2 separate regions of the Mus musculus genome follow, and region 2 is linked to region 1. The links are chromatin loops, found by intact Hi-C in ENCODE. Cell type or tissue: heart. All regions are shown on one strand. Links, peaks and the distances in the headings refer to the core of each region. The heading gives the core; the rest is flanking DNA. Region 1 holds the start of Gm10910 (predicted gene 10910). Region 2 holds the start of Nfrkb (nuclear factor related to kappa B binding protein).

Region 1 (9,782 bases), core at 2,208-7,207:
ATAAAATAAAAAATTAAAAATTAGAGAGAGAGAGAGGGAGAGAGAAGAATATGTTCTGGTGGGTGCCAGCCCATGCCAAGGCATCCCTTCCCCCTGGGAGACCAGTCACACACTGGTATAGTATAAAATAGAGTTTATTTGGGGCATGGGGAGGGGAATTAAGAGAGTAGTAGAAGCAGAGAAAGGCAGAGAAAAGGAGAGAGTAGAGAAGTGGAGGTGGGCCATGACCATGTGTGGGGGGGAGGGGAGCAAGGGGGGCAAGATGTAAGAGAGAGAGGCAAGAGACAAAGAGAGGCAACGAGAGAGGGGAGGGGACAAGCATCCACTTTTATAGGGCCAGGCCTACCTTGCTATTGCCAATTATCTTTGGGGGTGGAGTCCAGACAGAATACCAACACTATGGAGTCAGTTTTTACATGCACACTGTTTCTGTCTCTCTGCCCAACCCCCTCCTTCCTTCTGGAGAAGGAATTCTGTTTTCTTTTTGTTTTTTGAGAGAGAGAGCATCTTTCTAATAGCCTTAGCTATTCTAGAACTCTCTCTGTAGACCAGCTTGGTCTTGAACTCACAGAGATCCACCTGACTCTGCCTCCCAAGTGCTGGGACTAAAGGCATGCGCCACCACCACCTGGAGAAGGAACTCTGTTGAGGCCATGGTTTATGTTCTGTTGGGAGCTTATAGAAAGCCAGGGCCTGCTGTTCTGTGTTCAGAAGTGATGCTCTATTTCAATATGTTCTGTATGAGATATAAGAGTATTTCACCTGTGTGTGTGTGTGTGGGGGGGGGGGCTTTTAGGCTATCTTCACAGACTGGAATGTTCCCTCAAACTGTAACATGGCTGGTCTTTTTGCCTTTTTCTAGTCCCCATTCTTATTAGTATTTTATGAGGACTTCTTGTTAAAAGTGCATATGTGTGTGTGTGTGTAAAAGTATATATGTGTGTCATTTATGGACACTGGAGGACAACCTTGAATGCCTTCTTTAGGAATGTCATTTATGTCTTTTGAGACAGGGTTTCTCATTAGTTTGCAGCTCATCAGAGAGTCCAGGAATGAATGAATTCCCCTGCATTCTTGTCCCCACAGCTGGAATTATGATCATATACTACCATGTCTGGCTTTTATGATGGCACTGGGTATCTTTTATGAGGGCATTGGGAATTAAGTTCAGGCCCCTATTTTTGCAGAGAAAATCCTCTATCAACAGAGCCATTGTCCAGATGGCATAGTGGCACATACTTTCGTTCCCAGCACTGGGGAGGCAGAAGCAGTAGGATCTCTGTGAGTTTGAGGCCAACCTGTTCTACACAGGGAGTTCTAGGCCAGCTACATACATAGCTACCTTGTTCCAGAAGGGGAACAAAGGTGGAACAAAAACAAAACAACCAACCAAATAATAGAAACCCAAACAACCAAACAAAAACTAAACAGATCTGGGGACTTTGGGGCACGCATTTCAACAGTTGGCATCCCTATCCTTTCCATTTCCCTGCATTATTTCCTTTGTCACACCATCCCTTGGAATTATCTGGGAACTTTGTTCTTGCCTCCGTTTAACTGGAAGCTTAATGACATCGCTTTTTCTGTTCTCTCCCATCTTCATTGCTTAGAACAGTGTCTGGCTCATGGCACACATGCATGCTTCCTGCACAGAAAATTTTAGTATGTATACAATCAAATAAATAAATAAATAAATAAATAAGCAAGCAAGCCTTTTGAGACGTCAGACAGTTGAAGAGTTGGTAGGCTTGCGCATCACTGAAGTACTTGTGCCTATCAAAGCTTTAGAACAGGCCAGATAGCACAGGCCTTTAATTCTGGCTACCCTGAAAGCTACAGAGTGAGTTCAAGACCAGCCCGGGTAACTTAATGAGACCCTACCTGAAAATTAAAAATCAGAAAGAGGGCAGGGCTATGGCTCAGTGGAAAGGCACTTGCCTGCTAGGTCTCCTGTACTGTAGGTATGAGATGTCTTAGGGCTAGGGAGATAATGAAGGAGCACATAACCCAGAACCCACATAAAAAGCATGACATGGGGTGGGGCAGTGGAAGCACACACCTTTAGTCCTGGCACTCACAGGAGACAGAGGTAGGTGGATGTCTGTGAGTTTGAGGCTAGCCTGGTCTATACAGAGAGTTCCAGGACACCCGGGACTATACCCAGAAACCTACCTTGAAAACACAACACAACAAAACAAAACACAAAAGCATGACTTATGTGTGTCTGCTTGTAATCCTCAGCACCGGAGAGACAGAGACAGCAGTGAGCCTTGGGACTCACTCACCAGACTGCCTAGCTGAATCTCTAAGGACCAGTCCCAGGAAGAAAACCTACTTTAAAAAATAAGATAGGTAGCTATCCTGAGGAACAAGAGCTGAAGCTGACCTCTGGCTTCTATATGCACCCCTGCACATAAACTATGGAGTGCACACACACACATTCACAAATGAAAAAAATAAAAATGGAAGGACATGACCCCTTCTAGGTATGTTAGAGAAAGTTTATTGTAGATAAAAGGGAGGGGCAGAGACATCTGGGAGAGTTCAGAGGTGGGTAGCCTGGGCCAGGAGACTGGCCAAGAGAGTAAAGGTGGACCAAAAAGGATTGGTAACCAAAACAGCTGGATTATATGGGCAGAAGAGCAGCTGGAGGAAGGGCAACCCAGCCTCGAGGTTGGAGTTTAGGGTAGGGGCAGGGGTATGCCAACCATATCACATAACAGGTAGGGACTGAAAGATGCAGGCAGAACATGGTGGCCACTGTCTGCTTTGATACATTAATGAGCGCCTCAGCCATTTGTTCTGGGTTTGAGACCTAACAGTGCACCCGTGTACACACATGTACATGTATGTACACAAACAGGAATGAAGACAACTGCAAAGAAGACATTCCTAAGACATTAGGAAAAAGAAATATATAGAAATAAAAATTGGCTTCATCTATCACAGTAACTTTATTCTGGTTATAAAAAAGAAGGTTTTTAGAGCATTTACTTATGTCCCAGTTAGATAGGTAGTCTCGTTTCTCCTGTTGAGTTTTCTTTCTTGTCATCTCTGATAACCTGACCTCTGGGACTCTTAATCCATCAGAGAAGATATAATACTGTTAAATCTCAAAAGGATCTCTAGAGGCCATGGGTGCAGGGCATGGCAGCCTTCCAAGGCCATAGAGGACCCATCTACCTCTGGCAATCATTCCAGAGACTTTTCTGGCTACTATAAAACATTCCAGAAGCACATGGCTTCTTTTTAATAGATCCAAAGAGGAGACACCAGTGCTGCACGTGACAAATGCGAGCCCGGCTCATCTGTCTCCCTTTCATGATTTCTTTTCTACTGGGTTCAGCAGGGCCTGCTGACTGACGGCCTTGATTCCACGTCCTGCTCCCAAGTCTACAGAAGAACAAATCGTAGCTTCTTCCTTAAGTCCTGCCTCCCATGGCCAGCCGCCCTGTCTTTGAGTTTTAAAAACTGGCCTCAGCTTTTCACTGTTCTCAAGGCATTTAAACAAAGCTGTAGGCAATATAGTCGAATGGACTTTAGTATTTCTCCCTGTGGATGTTTGCTATCCTCGAGTCTTTTGTTTCCTGGTATTTCTTTTTTTTCTTGGCTAGCCAGTAGTTTTGTACGGGGGTTTGTTTTGGAACCTGAATTTTGTTGTATACTGCTGGCTGGCCTGGAACTGTGTATGCCTCAAACAAGTCTGCCTTTGCACTCAGGAACTGGGACTAGGAGTTTGGGTTATCTTGCTGTCTCTCTGAAGGCTTTAATATCACTAACATTTCTGTTTCTTAAAGTTCTAGTCAGTGTTGGAAGAGAATTTTAAAGTATGATCTCATTTAACCTTCAAAGCAACACAGCAAAGTACAGGTCATGGGCAATGAAAATATTCCCTGCAGACACAAAGAGCGAAGGTCTCTGGCCTTTGGTTGCCATTCCTGTTTTCAGTCGGGGAGTTCCCAGTTTGTCTCATTTCAAAGCCTGAGCTTGTTTCTACACACCTGGCTGAACTTTGAGAAGGCAGTCTTTAGGGACAGTATGATGTGGATGTCCTAAGTTAAGAAAGAAGGGAGTTCTGTCATTTTTGTTTGTTTGTTTGTTTGTTTGTTCACTGTTGACTAAACCTCAACCAGTCCCAAGTAGCTTAAGCTGGCCTTAACTGCTCCTACTGCCTCCACCTTCCGGGTACACCACAACTCCAGGGTTATGTGGTGCTGGGGCTGGAGCACCGGACTTAGTGTGGTAGGCAAGCACTCTGAGACACATCCTCACTCCGATTGCTTCTGAAAAACGCCTTTCCAGAATGGTAAATGGTGGAAAAGAGAGGGGTAGTGTAGGCGCTCTAAGGGGATGGCAAGGTCTGATGACCCAGTCCCCTTGTGTCTGGAAGGCTGATAGGCCACTCCTGGGCCCGCGGGCCGCAGTCTGTTTAACCGGTTTCTGTAGTCCCGGAAAGGCGTGTCCCAGTAGTGCCCCAGGCGCGCGCGTTCTGGGCAGGTCCGCCCTGGGGCGGGTATATGCACAGCCCACACCTCGAGAGCTTTCCAGGATCGGGACAGGTGGGCTGGGAACTCGGGTGTGCATTGGATCTCCCACAGCGGACGCTCAAGCATGCTGAACTGTGCCCCTTCACTTGCCCGCCAAGGTTCTTAGATGGGCCTTGACCCCGAATGCAAACAGTAGGGCTTTCTGATTGGCTTAGAGTACAAACGCAGGCGAGCACCGCCAGAGACCCGCTCTTCTATTGGGTTTTACACGAACTGCAGAGCACGAAATAAAGAGGCCTTCAGTCATTGGGCCATTGTGTGAGTCTCCTTTTGGCTTCTCTGCCGACTGAATTAGCGTCCCAGGATTTTCGTCATGACTCTTAAATCTGGGCTTGTCAATTCGGCCCAGCGTTCCCAGTCTCTAGGAACAGCATGGGACTTTCAGAGTTTAGCCAATCACATAACGTTGAGATCAGGTTGCCAGGCAGATTATGCTAATAAGACCCCGCCTTTTATGCTGCTCCCACTCTGCGGCGGGAAGAACCACCTGGAGGCGGCGGGGGGGTTTGATTTCCATCACCCCTAGGGAGAGAGGATCCGGGACCCGCTGATCTTCCAGCTCCCCTCACCCAACGTCGTGTAAGTACCTAAAGGATTAAGGGAACCGGATAAACCGGGGTCCAGAGGATCCCATCGCCTGGGAGAGTGTTTCGTCTTTGCTTAGTCCCACCCAAAATGGCGCCCAGCTCTTTCTGCGTCTCAGCGCCCGGCCGGGGCCAACCGACCGCGGACCCGGGTGGGGGGGGAACTGATGGTAGTGGTGGGGGGAGCAATCCCGGCGGCACCGCCCGATGGTACAGTCCAGCCGGGGCTGGGACGAGGCACCTCGCTCGGGGTGGGGGGTCAAACCATCTGCACCTTCTACGCGGAGAGGGGAGAGTCCCCTTCGGGAAGCCGTCCGGGCCCCGCGTCCAGCGTGGGCTTCGGCGCCGCCCGCCTCGACTCCCCGGCGCGCCGCCTGCCCCGTGCCCCCCGAACGGCTCGCCTGCCCGGCCGGCCGTGCGCTCCTCTCTCCCCTCCCGCGTTGGTTGGGCCGGGACGGCGGTTGGGCTGCCTGCGCGCCGGGCGGCGGTTGGGCGGGCGGGTGTCGGCCGGCCGGACCCGTGCGGGGGGTGGTGGCGCGCGCGGCCGTGGGTTCTCGTGCGGGTATCCCGGCCCGCGATTCCCAGCCACCCCGCCCGCAGAGGTGTGGGGATCGCCCCTGCGGGTCGGTCTGCAAACGCGATGGCGGGCTGGGTAGGGCGGAGGCCGAGGACCAAGAAAACTGGCGAGCGAGGCGGGTCTCTTAGGAGTCGGGCTCTCATTGAGCTAACGCTAAAACTAGGAAAGTCTGTAGCCAGGTTGAATTGGTACTAGGAAAAATGGCATAGTTGCGATCTGCCTTCCCGGTGTACGAAGGCTACTAAATTCGGGTGCCATTAATTTTAGCCTTGTTAGATGGATTAGTTGGATTTCAACCGATATATATGTGTGTGTACACTTAAGCCAGAGAGTAGGGGGTGGTTTTGTGGTGTCATTGATGAAATCCACCCAGCTAAAAATCCCATACCCTGAATTCTTAAGAGCCTGCCTGCACATCTTTCACTAATCTTGTGTTTAAGGGCAAATGTATCTACTTTTCATTAAAGCAAAAGGTACTCTTGATTAGCCTCGCTTTCTGACCTGTTCGCGCCACTGCAGCAGTAAGGTCTTTGTGGGCCCGAGGGTGTGCGGCATTACATTGTATTCTTTTGTACCCATCGCCTCCGCTGGGGCCACCACAATACCTTCTGCACCCATGAACTGTACTTATTTGTTGCTCTAGGACTGAAAAAACGAAATCGGGATTGGTTGGGGGCAAAGTAACATACAATGTTTGCGTCATCTAGTATATTTAGTAACTTCACTGGGTTTACTTTTTACAAAATGAGGCGAAATTGACACAAAATGAACTATTTTCAGGAGAACGACTTCCTCTGTCATTTAGTAGGTTTACATTTTTATTATGGATCAAGATTTTTTTTTTTTCCAACGGACTCAATTATTCCAATAACATACACCTTCTAGTTTTCCCTTAAGGTTTGTTTTTTTCCCCCCCAGATTAAGTCATTTTTACATTTTGTAATGATTTGTAACATTCCACCAAAAGCAATTTGTACATTGTATTGCAGACCTTGATGTAGGTGAGCATGACCAAGTGAGGCAAGCTGTGTCTTCAGACCCCCTAAATGCTTTTTATTTAGTGATTATGGAATGCCACTCCAGTATGACCTCAGAGTGCACTGGCCAATTTCCTTTTTAATATAAGTAACACATGATTATCATAGAAACAGCATAAGAACTAAAAAGCCCTAAAACATAATGACTAGATAAAATCCTTACTACTAATATTGGTGTGTTTTAGATCTTTGCATGCAAGGACAAATGTACACAAGATATTCGTGTGAGCACCTCCTGTGGCTTAATATCTGTTTTAAGTGTAGATGGGTGCTTAAATACTTCACTGGTGATTTGCCACACTCAGTCCTATGAACTAAAAGAGTCATTTTCTTCTTCATTTTACTTAAAACATTATTTTGAGACGTGCAGTGCTGGCTGGCTGGCCGGCCTGGAACTCTCAGAGCAGCTTGTGTCTGCTGGGATTAATGGAGATTAAAACCAAGCCCTGCTACTCCGGGTTTTGCTTTGTTCTTTTGAGACAGTCTCACTGTGCAGTTTTAGCTGGCCTGAAAAGATAGACCCAGGCTGGCCTGAAACGCAAGGACATCTGCCTGCTTCCACCTCCTGGGCTTAAAGGTGTGTATGCCAGTACATCTGGCTCCTTTTACTTTCTAAAAGCAAACCCTGGGTCAGTGAGAAGATGCTCAGCAGGTAAAGTTGTCTGCCTGGAAAGCCCAGTTCCCAGAGTTTGTTCTCAGGAACCCATATACTAGTGGAAGGAGAGAACTAACTCCACATTGTACACCTGGACCCCTATCCCGAACAATTAAAAAAAAGTTGGTATACACCTTTAATCTCAGCACTGGCGAGACATAAGCAGATCCATCTATAGAGCTGAGTTTCAGGACAGCCAGGCTACACAGAGAAACCAGCAAAACTTTGGGGCCAGTGGATTGGTGGATAAAGTGTCTGTTGTGTAAACATGAGGAACTGAATTCTAATTCCCAGTACCCTCATAAAAGCCAGTTACGTCACAGCATGTCTGTGACACAGCACTTGGGGGTGGAGACAGGCTGATCTTGGGGAGTTGGTGTTTCCCCCAGTTAGGCTAAGTGGGTTCATGAATGTCTCAGTTTTAGAAAGTAAGGTGGAGAGTATTCGAGAAAGATACTTGGTCTTTGGGCTCCCGGTATGCAGCCACAGGCCAGTAAACACACACACATACCCAGGAGTAAAAGCAAAAACAACAGAAAAGGATAGGCTTCTAGACACCAGGTAGAACTGACTGACCGGCCGAGAACCGAGGAGCACTGAGTTGTAATTTCCATTTCCTCAGTAGGCTTACACTTCACAGTAGTAAATACATGGTGACTGCAGGATTTCATTTGATAAAAAGATTATATGGTGAAAACTCGTAAGCATCTGGTTGTAGTTTATTTTAAACTTGAGTGCCATTCAGATGGTTACTGCCATTGAAATACATATTCTCCTAGAAGGGTAGACACTCGCAGTCCTGCTGTCTGCTTTCCTACATGCAGAACTTGTTTCTGTTTTTGATAGACACTCTGTCAGATTAACAAGTGGAAATTAAGCCTAGTGAGTTAAGAAAAGTGCAGCGAGCCGGGCGTGGTGGCTCACGCCTTTAATCCCAGCATTTGGGAGGCAGAGGCAGGTGGATTTCTGAGTTCGAGGCCAGCCTGGTCTACAGAGTGAGTTCCAGGACAGCCAGGGCTACACAGAGAAACCCTGTCTCAAAAAAGAAAAAAGAAAAAAAGAAAAGAATAGTGCAGCGTTAGGGCTGGGAATATGGCTCAGTGGCAGAGTTTGTCTGGGGTGTGTCATAGTGTGTAGGCCTTGAGTTCAGTTCCCAGTGCATGCCCCTCCCCCTACCACACAACCGCTTGGGCCAATCAGACTTTTGCAGAGTGGATCTACAGCAGTTCTCCTTGGGGCCAGGCGGGATAGGAGTGGGAGAGTGAAGAGGGTGCTTTGGTCCATACCAGAGACATTTTTCTACTGCTTTTGTGGTTGAGTTGAATCATCATATAAGTGGTAGAATGCTATCTGGTTCCTGTCCTTTTGAAATACCTTTGTAACGCCATGTTTAACTCATTTACTTCAGAATCGGAGTGAGGGGACTGGAGAGATGGCCCAGCTGCTAAAGGCACCTGGTACCAAACCTGAGGCCTGCACTCAGTCCCGAGACCCGAAAGGTGGAAGGAGAGAACTCACTTCAGGTTGTCCTCTGTACTGTCTTCCAGCATCAGGGTCTCTAAGGTTGTGACTTATTCAGTGTTTCCCTGCTCTGTTCCCTTTCGGCAGCATATACAGTATCCTATTAGCCAGTAGCCTGTGTCTGCCAACCTTCTGAACTATGATGTGTATGCAGTGTGCTAGTGTGGATGTGCACATTTTTGAGATTTAGTCTGAAAAAAATAGTTTAAATATTGAGATGATAATATGTGGGCTACACAGTTAAATAACATAACTTCACCTGTTTCTGTGGTTAAACTTCCTGGTTACTGGAAACTTCCAGATGATGTGGCTCCTGTATTTTTCTTGACTACCTCAGCCCTAGCCTGATGGGGTGGGGTGTTCTCAAGCAGCAATAATACCATGTGCTTATTGTCTTTAGGCTCTTCTAGTGTCCGCTAATAGTGCTAATTGTAGGTGTGTTTGGTTTTTCTAGTGGTTATGATAGCTCTCACAAACCCACAAGTATTCTTTTGAAGAGTGTCTTAGTCTTCGAACCACTTCCTAATAGTTGAGTCACATGTTATAGAATTAATGCATATTCAGCTAATTGTTTGAACATAATAGCAAACTGAGATCTAGTTTGTCTGTCTGTGTGTGCACATGTGGAAGTTGGAGACTGTGGGCAGCAGCTGTTCTTTATTGCTCTCCACCATGTATTCCTTAAATTAAAACGAGGGTTTCTTTTATGTATGAGTGTGTGTATGTGGACCATATGTGTATGCCTGGTGCTAGTGAAAGGCAGAAGAGATTGCCTGATCCCAAGGACTGAAGTTACACAGTTGTGAGCCACAATGTAGGTGCTGGGAACTGAGCCCGGATTCTCTGCAAAGGAGCAAATAC
Region 2 (9,782 bases), core at 4,742-9,741, 110 kb after region 1:
CCAAGCCGTAGCCTTCATCCCATAGCTGGAGTCCAGAGCTCACACCACAATTTTGGAATCTGAAGCTCCAAACACCTCGCGACCTCTTTTTAAAGATTTATTACTCTCTCAAGCGTTTGGAAACTGCAGTTTTGACAACGTAGACCAAGGGTGATTTTTGCCAAGGTCACCTTGAGTCAATTGACTCTTCAAACCCTTGGGATTTCTGCCATGGAATGCAGCTCTTTCAGGGGAAAGTTAACTTCTAGATGGAGGAACTTGCGCCTTTGCTCTTGAGCTGGTTGTTTGTTTTGTTTTTGTTTTTGAACACACTGACAAGCCTTACTTGCCCTTCGTGGAAATGCTCAGTGGCTGGTATTATGTTCATACCAAAGGTGGAGACAGGATGTACCAAGTCCGTGGCCACTGGACTTCTGATATCCAAGCTATGGCATCAAAAGAGAAGGAACATTTATTTTATGGGTGTGATTAGGTCAGGACCGCTATATCTCATGCATTGAGTTTTCAGTAATTTTAACAAAGGCAGCTAGCTTATTGGGGGGAAAATTAAAATAAGATAAAGGTTTGATGGTGGTGCTCTGAACGAAACTGCCATCTACATTTTTCTTATTGCTGATCTCTCTCTTTCTCTCTCTCTCTCTTTCCTATATGGGGTCTTACTCTGCTGCCCAGTATAGCCCTGAGCTTATGGGCTAATGGGATCCTCCTGCCTTAGCTGCCCACGTAGCTGGGACCACAGTCAGGCACTATCATGGCAGTTGTTTTTAAACTATCTTGTTTCAGAAAACCTGAAACCTGGGCAGCAGCAGTCCTCCCTACAAATGCTGTCCCCAGGCCGATCTGGCCTCACGGTCCACAAGCAGACTCCCTGGAAGACAAAAGGACGCATGATCTGAACAGGAGTTGAGCCCCTTTGTTAAAGCTCTGCCTCCAGGCTTTGGGTATATATAGCTGTGTTTAAGAAGGAGATATAGTTCTACGAAAAATATATAAATTATATATATATGTATAGACATATATATACAAATACATACATACTTAAGGAGAGAGAGAGAGAGAGAGAAAGAGAGAGAGAGAGAGAGAATGAATGAGAACTGAAGACTTGGCCTGCCTTGCGGGATCCACATACACATATTGTCCACTTATAAAGGATGGGTTCCTTACTCTACATACATAAACTCAGGTGTTTATGTATAACACTTTTGTGTGTGATGCTAGAAATCAGACCCAGGGCCTCTTGCATGCTAGGCAGGTTTCCCACCACTGAGCTACAACTCCAGCCCCCACCTCGCACTCTGGTTCCCAGCATTGGGCGTATTTTAGTACTTTCGATCTTTCGATGCTGTCTTAAAAATGAAGATTCTTTAAGGTTGGGTAGAAAGGTGGCCTTTCTTACTTCTAAGCATTTTAAACTTTAAGCCTGTCATTAACTCACCCAGACCTTGATATAAGATAACCAACTTCCCACTGAGGGCAAAAATGAAAATAAAGGGACCATTGTAATAGGCTGAGATAAAGGGATGGGTGTGAAGGAATATTAATGCAGTTAGTTCTGAGAGGAGCAGTTGTTTGTGTGATAGTGGTCTTCTATGTGTTCCTGTTTGGGAGTCGTATTTGCTGTGGATCTAGTGGGGAGGTGTCGCCCTTTTTTTTACGACGCATTCCAGTTGTACCCATAAGACATCTTCAAAGCCTGTATTTTAACAACTTTTGTGACATATTTAAAAATAATTATTGTAGAGTGAATTTATCACTCCAGATCAGGGACACCTAAGTTAATTTCAAATGAAGTTAACTAATTTATTTTATTTACATTTCTAAGGAAAAACTGGGTCTGTGGTTTAAGATATAGAGTAACTTTTGGGTGGTAAAGACGCCCTCCTGAAAAGTAATCATTTGGTTTGAAGTCACTTTATTTATTACGTAGATCCTGTGCTTCCCTCTTGGGATCTCATTCATAGACCATGTCTGAAGATTTGGGCATGAAAAGAACCTGGGAAAATTACCTCAAAAAATGTGTGGAAACTGAAAATGGACTCTGTATCTTTGCCAACAAAAAGGTAACAGTAATTTCAACATGAAATGTTGACTCCAGTCACGAAATGCAAGACTCTGTTCCCCCAAGTCCTGTGGTGTAATGACTGTAACTGTCTCGGGTTTTCCAAAAAGCCTGTAGTGTTGTAACTATCCCAGGGTCTTATCCAGAGAGACTTAGGAGGTAAGGAGCGGTAGACCATCTCAAAGGTACAGTTGGAGTTTTTGTAATTTATATTTGCCCTGCTGGAGCTGGGCGTGGGAGTGCACACCTTTAATCCCGCGCTTGGAAGGTTGAGACAGGATTCTCTTTGAGTTGGAGGCCGGCCGCTCCTACAAAGAGTTCAAGGACTGCTAGGGCTATACACAGAGAACCCCTGACTTGAAAAAACTACACAAGTAAATAAATAAATTTGATCTGTTGGATTCTCTTTAATGTGAGCCAGCAAGGTATCTCCCCTCTTCTCAGGAATAACCCAGTGATTAAAATAAAGCCAATCACTGAAGGAATGTTGGTTTTATGCCAGTTATTTTTAACTTTTAAAATATACAGAGGAAAATACTCTTGAAGGACCTTTTCATCTCTTTCTCTTTTTTTGGTCCTTATATGAAATAAGTAGATCTCAGAACATACACCATCACTATTCTAAGATCAGGTATTTTATGAATTTATCCCGAGGTGACAGAAGAGATGGCAGAGTATAATCCCTCTGACAGCCCAATCTGGGAAACATGTGGCCAAGGTTTCTATGGTGATCTCTCCCTCCCAGACACATTGACACTGTAGACTGCATTCATTACAGCGGGAATATTTTGAAGTGGGTTGGATGTATATTTTTTTTTTTACATTTTTATTGTTTAGTTTGTGCCCAGAAAAATGGTTATTTCATCATGTAACATTCCTATTTTTCTGGAAAGACTTTTCTGTTTTGATGTTCTTGAATTATTTTCTGACCTGGAATTATCCTTTCAAAAAAAATTCTTAAAAGATGTAGAGCTAAAAAGTACCTAATGAGAAGCTGAAGCTGGCCCATTGGTTGAAAGTATTGATTCTATCTTGTTATTTAAATGTGAACATTTATTGTATATTCAGTGAGTTATAGTGTTAATAGTCTTGTGCTACACAGCAGGTGTAAAAAATTAATAAATATTTTTTTAATAAGCATGTTTCTTTCTTGTGCATGTATACAGAGGGACCACTGATATGGTTAAATATTTCCTTTTAAATCTTGCACAAGCCATTCTGGTCTGCATAGTGATTTCTAGGTTAGTCTAAGCTACAGGGTGAATCCCTGTGTCCTCAGAATAGTGCACTTTGCTTTCTGGTTCTCAGTGGCTTACTTAAGAACCTTGGAGATGGTCTCGCCATCTTCCTTCTAACATGTACAAAGTCAAACAAACGGAAAACGGCACTGTTTCTGCGAAGGACACAAATTCTGCTCCCAGTATCCTCCTCTTTGGGTGACTCATGGCCACTTGTTACTGGAGTTTCAGGGATCTGATGCCTCTGACCTTCTCAGGCACCTGTTCACACACACACACACACACACACACACACACACATATATACACACATACACAATTTCAAAATCCCAGGGGATCCAGTCATTGGGGAAGGAAAGGTCCTACGATTTTTTGAGTTTAATCAGATTCGCTGATAAAGATTCCCTGTGACCCTGGCAGAGGGAGAGGCTAAGAAATCACTATGAAATACAGCAGAGAACCTTATTTTATAGCTCAGGGGAAACTAGTTAACCAAAGCCTAACCTGCAGAGTTTCTCAGAGCCTTGCTGAACTGGGGGAATGGAATGCTCAAATCAGCCGCCTGTAGCCATCCATTGAGTATGAGAAGCATTGGAGAAGGCCACTGCTGAGACTCATATGCTCACTGAAGAAATCAAGACCAAATGATAGGGCCCTAGAGCACTTCCACTTCTCTGTCCGCTAAAGGCCTGTCTCTAGAAAATGTTAACCAGTTCTCTCTGTTCAGCTGTAAGAAGAAATGGAATGGGCTAGAGATAGAGCTCAATGGTAGAGCACTTGCCTAGTGGAGGGACTCTGACCAGCTGGAACACGGTGAGCCAAGTTCTGGCATGCCTTGCCCTTCTTCCCATTCCCTCTGCCTTGCTAAAACCCCTTAGATTACATTCCTAGAGCTAACTGCCAAGGGTTATCCTCTTATTTGGCCATCTCCTCCTGAGGCTGACTACCAAGATCCAGGTATTGATGTCCAGCAATCAAAAGTCCCCTTTGGCTCATCTAATTTAACATGCCCAATTAAAATTAAACTCCTCCTCCTTACATGGGGTTCCCCCCCCCCCTTTATCTTTATAAACTAGCATTTCTGTATGTGCTAAGACTGTCTCCTTGGGGCTGAAGAGATGGCTCAGCAGTTAAGAGCACTGACTGCTCTTCTGAAGGTCCTGAGTTCAAATCTCAGTTACTACATGGTGGCTTACAACCATCCGTAATGAGATCTGATGCCCTCTTCTGGTGTGTCTGAAGATAGCTACAGTGTACTTACATATAATAATAAATAAATAAATCTAAAAATAATAAAAATAAAAGACTGTCTCCTCTCTCCAGAGGCAGTCCTTTGTCTCCCTTTGGGACAAATCTCTCTCTCCCTTATCTCCTTCTCCTTCATCCTCTATTACTTGACTTTGTCTCTTATTCTCAGCCCTTGGTCCCTCTGAGGTAAATAATCTCCTTTGTGCTGAGAACTTGATCTTGGGGGTCCGGAGCTAATACTGATCCTTAGGATATATGTGGCCCCATGTGTGCACTGTAAAATAAAACGAAAATTATAGGGCAAAAAAACAAATGAAACCAACCAACCAGCCAGCCAACCAGCCAAAACACAAAAACAAAAGCCTCACAGCTTAAAGGTATTTACCATCAAGACAGAATTCAAGACAGTGAGAGCAAGAAAGAGATGGAGAGGCAGACCCAGGGAAAAAATGTTTTCAGATTATGTGTCTAATAAAGGACTGTTAGCCAGAGTACACAAAGAAGAAAAAGAAACAAACAGTCCTAGTGAGAACTGGCATGAAGATTTCTTCATAAAGAATATACACAAATAAATGAACATGTGAAAGTATGCTCCACATGTTAGCACCAGGGAAGTTCAAATTAATATTTAAACAATACAAGCTTTCAGGGTGCAGCTCAGTGGCAGAGTGCCTGCATTCCGTCCCTACTACCAGAACCAGACCATAATATTTACTATCTAGTTGGAAAAAAGATGCAATCTCTGCCAAGTGTGGCGGCATTCATGATAATGCCAGTACTTGGAGGTCTAAAGCAGGAACGTGGCAAGTTTGATGGCTAAGTGATGGAGACACTTAAAACATCAGTGTTTGTGGGTGGGAGGGAGAAGGGGAGGGGAATTGTAAGGATGAGTAGGTTAATTTTTGGGTGGACAGTGAAACAATATTACATAGATCTGTCAGTTATTTGAAATATGTAGGGCTGGTGAGATGGCTCAGTGGGTAAGAGCACCCGACTGCTCTTCCGAAGGTCCGGAGTTCAAATCCCAGCAACCACATGGTGGCTCACAACCATCCATAACGAGATCTGACTCCTTCTTCTGGAGTGTCTGAAGACAGCTACAGTGTACTTACATATAATAAATAAATAAATAAATAAATCTTAAAAAAAAAGAATAAGTTTATTTAAAAAAAAAAGGGGGGGGGGCTGGTGAGATGGCTCAGTGGGTAAGGGCACCCGACTGCTCTTCCGAAGGTCCGAAGTTCAAATCTCAGCAACCACATGGTGGCTCACAACCACCCGTAATGAGATCTGATGCCCTCTTCTGGTGTATCTGAAGACAACTACAGTGTACTTACATATAATAAATAAATAAATCTTAAAAAAAAAAAGAAATATGTATCACTTGTGGGTGAAGAGTATGTGTGTGTGTGGGGGGGGCGGGGGTTGAGGTAAACCTATGCTTTGTTAAATTTTGTATGACCCTAAAACTGCTCTAAGAACAAGGGCTAATGAAAATGGCAGTTTGTAATGTTTTAATGCTCTCCTGTCTGGTCACCCAGAGTGACGCTGCACTGCCATTTCTAATTGGTGGTTTCTAATTCCAACAGGATCCAAGGACATCTTTTTTGTTTGTTTTTTGTTTTCTTCGAGACAGGGTTTATCTGTATAGCCCAGGCTGTCCTGGAACTCACTTTGTAGACCAGACTGGCCTTGAACTCAGAAATCCACCTGCCTCTGCCTCTCTGCCTCTCTGCCTCTCTGCCTCTCTGCCTCTCTGCCTCTCTGCCTCTCTGCCTCTCTGCCTCTCTGCCTCTCTGCCTCTCTGCCTCTCTGCCTCTCTGCCTCTGCCTACCTTCCGAGTGCTGGGATTAAAGGCTTGCGCCACCATGCCCCGCTGATCCAAGGACGCTTATAGAGTCAGTGGGTGTGTGTGCGCGTGCGCATGGGTGCAAAGATTTGGCTTTATTTGGAAAGCACTATTTTCCACTGAGAGAAGGACATGCCTGGCATGCCCTGCTCCCCTGACATGTTTATTAAACCGAAGGAACAGTGGCTAACCCACGCAGGACCAGAGGGTGAACTGTAGAATACTTGAGAAGACATTCTAAATAAGACGGTCTTAGAGAAAGAAGGCGTAATGATGAATCATAAGAGTAAGTTGTCGATGTTTTCACTTTCTGCAAGTTGTGCGGACTTGGAGACATGGGTTAGAGTCTGTGTTATATTTCCCAACCTTCAAGACTGCAAGAGGTCCTCCACTGTCTGGTGGCCTCAGCAAAGCCTTCCCGACAGAGTGGTGGTGTCTAACAGTTTTCTTCTGCAGGGAAGCTCTTTAAACAACTCAAGAAAAGCTCTTTAAGCAACTCAAAATAGCTTCAGGAAGTCCCCGAAACGGATCAGATTCTTTAGGCTCCTCTCTGCCAGAATAAACGATAAAAGCTGAGAGACCTTCTCAGATGGAAGGACGCTAAACTGAGGATTCTGAGTTGGGGAAAAAGCTACAAAGTCGACTCTGAGGCCAGACCAGCTACCTGGAGGCAGCAGAAACCAGCTGAGCTGCCTGGAAAGGTGTAGACCAACTGAGGCACCTGGAAAGGACTCATTGCAACCTGTTGAGCTGCTTGTAGGCTGTGCAGTGTTTCAGGTTCCCAGCTTTTGTGAGTTGTCACTCATGCTGGGGTGAGCCTTGGTTTTTCAGCTAAGTCATTTCTGCTCTTGTTAAGTAAACCCTCACCCATATGCCTGCAAGTAATCCCAATAGTAGTTCACCAAGTTGGACTTGGGTGGTCTCGGTATTTTGATTTGTCGTGTTGAGTATCCCCTGGAAAAATTTTGTCACACAAGAAGTGGTGGTTAGCACGGTGCCTGTCAGACTGTGCTCTTGCTTCGCAGCTGACAAAAGGCGACATCGCTCTATCCTCCAAAGCTCCTGAGCCAGGAGAACCCCGCACAGAATGGATCGTGCCTTCTCCGCACCGACGTAGCTTGTGGCACCAGACGCGTCGGGGCGGTTCAGGTGCTGCCACAGGCTCCGCCCCTGCCCGTCCTGCCCAATACGCTCCGCCCCGCCGTTAGGTTTCGCCCCACAGGTCCCGCCCCTTCCGCTGCCGGAGCCCGGAACGTGCGCGTACCCAGACGCCTTGCGGGAGCGAGCGCGTTTCGGAGCCCACGGCCCGACGAACCCCGGGTGAGACCCGCGGACTCTGCTGAGGTGAGGGCGGGCCCAGGCGTCGGGTTTGGTGGGTGCCGGGGGAAGGGGAGAAGCGGGGAGAAAGGGAGAAGCGGGGCGTTGCCGTGGGCACGCGGCGGGCCCCACGCGTGGCGTGCGGCTGCCGGGTGGGCGAGGGTTAGGGGGAGGACGTGTGGGGGAGGGGCGGGCCGCGGCGCGCTGCGCGCAGGTGGGGCTGGCGACGTGGGGCTGCGGTCCGAGGTCCTTGCTTGCTGGTTGCTCGCGAGGGTCTAGAGGGTGGGCTAGCCCAGGTGCAGAGAAGAGGCCTTCCTGGTCTAGCGAAGCAGCCCGGGACACCCCCAACACTTAGAAATCGGCAGCTTCCGGGGTTCCGGCTCGCTAGCAGCGCCCCTGTTTTTGTATTTTGAGTTCTTGTGCAGAATAAGTGGCAAGGCAGCGGTTGTCGCTAGATAATTATGTGTAGCTTAATCAACCGCCGGTATTGGAAGCAGCTTCTGAGTGAGTTGTGTACATTGTGCACCTGTCAGATGAGGTAACTGGCTTTGCACGCTGTCTATGCCACTTACGCTAAGAGGAGTTTATTCTAAGCATCAGGTTGCCTCTGTCTGTCGGTCTGCCTGCCGGCCTTCCTTCCTTTCTTTTTTTCTTTCTTTTTTTTAAGTTTTGTTACGTGCAGGTGTCTTGCTCCTTTCTCACTTTCACTCAGTTATTTAGGCGCTACATGCGTGCAGGATGTCCTCAATTCTCTGTGTGCTGACGATGAGCGCGCACAGTTACCTGGGGACCACACAGCTGTGTCCATGTAACACTCGCCGTATCTTTCCTTGATCTGAAATACTGTCAGAACGTGAAATCATTTTGCAGAAAAGAGCTTCCATTCTAGGTATATTACAGACTTACCCATTATCATTTGAGAACTTGGGAAGTGGGAAGGATCTTCACTGTTAATGTAAGCTCACTTAGCTGGAGATTCCCTTTAAGATCCTAAGAGAAAAGAAAGGTAGGAAGGGCCTGGTCCAACTCCTCCTTAACTACAGGTAAGGAGCCTGACACCTGGTGAGGTAAGATGTCACAGATAGTGACGGCCCCAGGGTAGAATCTGGTTGCTCTTCCCACTTTTGTGGGCTTGTTGGTCTGTTTGTCAGTAATAGTGATAAGAGTCCAGTACATGTAGAGCAGCTGGGTCATGACCCTTTTGGAGTGGGGGTTGAGTGACCTTTTCAGACTGATCATCTAAGACCATTGAAGAACACAGATATTTACATTACAAGTCGTAACAGCAAAATTGCAGCTATGAAGTAGCAACAGAAGCGGTTTCATGGTTGGGAGGTGGGTCACCACAACTCGAAGGCCGTAGCATTGGGAAGGCTGGGAACCACTGAGGTACAGCGGTGAGTTCCAGTTCACTGTGCCTTAGCACTGTTCAGAACCGTGGCCTCAGCTTCATACTGATTCCAGCTTTGGGAAATGCTTGCATTAACTTACATGGATCTGAAGGTCAGATTGGCCACTGACAGCTAATAACAGTCTGGTGATTGGAGCCCTAGGAATTTATGTGGATGAATAAAATCATATCAGGTGTTTACAGTTTAAACTGAGAGTATGTAAGAAGTATTGTATATGATATTAACATCTGCAGGCAAGCCAACCAAGAGTTGGGTAAGCGATTTCCAAGCTTTGATCTTCAGTTAGTACCTGTATAATAGGTATAATAAGCACAGCTGTAAGAATTACTTGAAAACTGGGATACAGAATGGGACCCTACCCCCTGCTTTAAAAAACAAGACTTGAGAGATAATTTATATAAGTTAGTATCTGAGTTTACTAATGTTAATGGCTTTTTAAAAACAATCTTAAATTAAAAATACCATCAGCGTGTGTGTGTGCGTGCGCGCGTGCGTGCGTGCGTGCGTGCGTGCGTGCGGATATCCATAGCACTCCTCTGGAGGTTCTTTCCTTCTGCTGTGGGTCTCGGGATCAAGCTCAGGTCATTGTGTGGCACACACTCTTACCCACTAAGGTGTCTTGCCAATCCTGCCTGTGGATTTATAATGGTTCAAATAGA

Evidence for each region. Hi-C counts contacts between places; a loop is a spot of excess contacts. Peaks named below come from ENCODE experiments on the same cell type or tissue, not always from the same donor. Only the 100,000 strongest peaks of a DNase experiment are listed, where the experiment ranks them.
Region 2: a loop joins it to region 1, with 3 times the contacts of the local background. A loop is called at or near these places in 1 of 42 quality-filtered maps.

The regions. Positions count from the first base shown.
Region 1 is chr9:31,275,537-31,285,318 of GRCm38, forward strand. Gm10910 (predicted gene 10910) reads left to right here and starts at 5,393. Exons shown (of 1, transcript NR_165839.1): 1 at 5,393-6,189. It also overlaps a transcript of Prdm10 not described here. In heart, for the core only: no CTCF peak of the experiment used is centred there; DNase peaks (open chromatin) are centred at 4,865, 5,305 and 5,595; H3K4me3 peaks cover 2,975 bases; H3K27ac peaks cover 3,700 bases.
Region 2 is chr9:31,378,533-31,388,314 of GRCm38, forward strand. Nfrkb (nuclear factor related to kappa B binding protein) reads left to right here and starts at 7,660. Exons shown (of 26, transcript NM_172766.3): 1 at 7,660-7,738. 1700023A20Rik (RIKEN cDNA 1700023A20 gene) reads right to left here and starts at 7,516. Exons shown (of 1, transcript NR_165167.1): 1 at 6,471-7,516. Prdm10 (PR domain containing 10) reads left to right here. Exons shown (of 21, transcript NM_001368846.1): 21 at 1-3,199. The coding sequence ends at 11. In heart, for the core only: no CTCF peak of the experiment used is centred there; a DNase peak (open chromatin) is centred at 7,629; H3K4me3 peaks cover 2,179 bases; H3K27ac peaks cover 1,324 bases.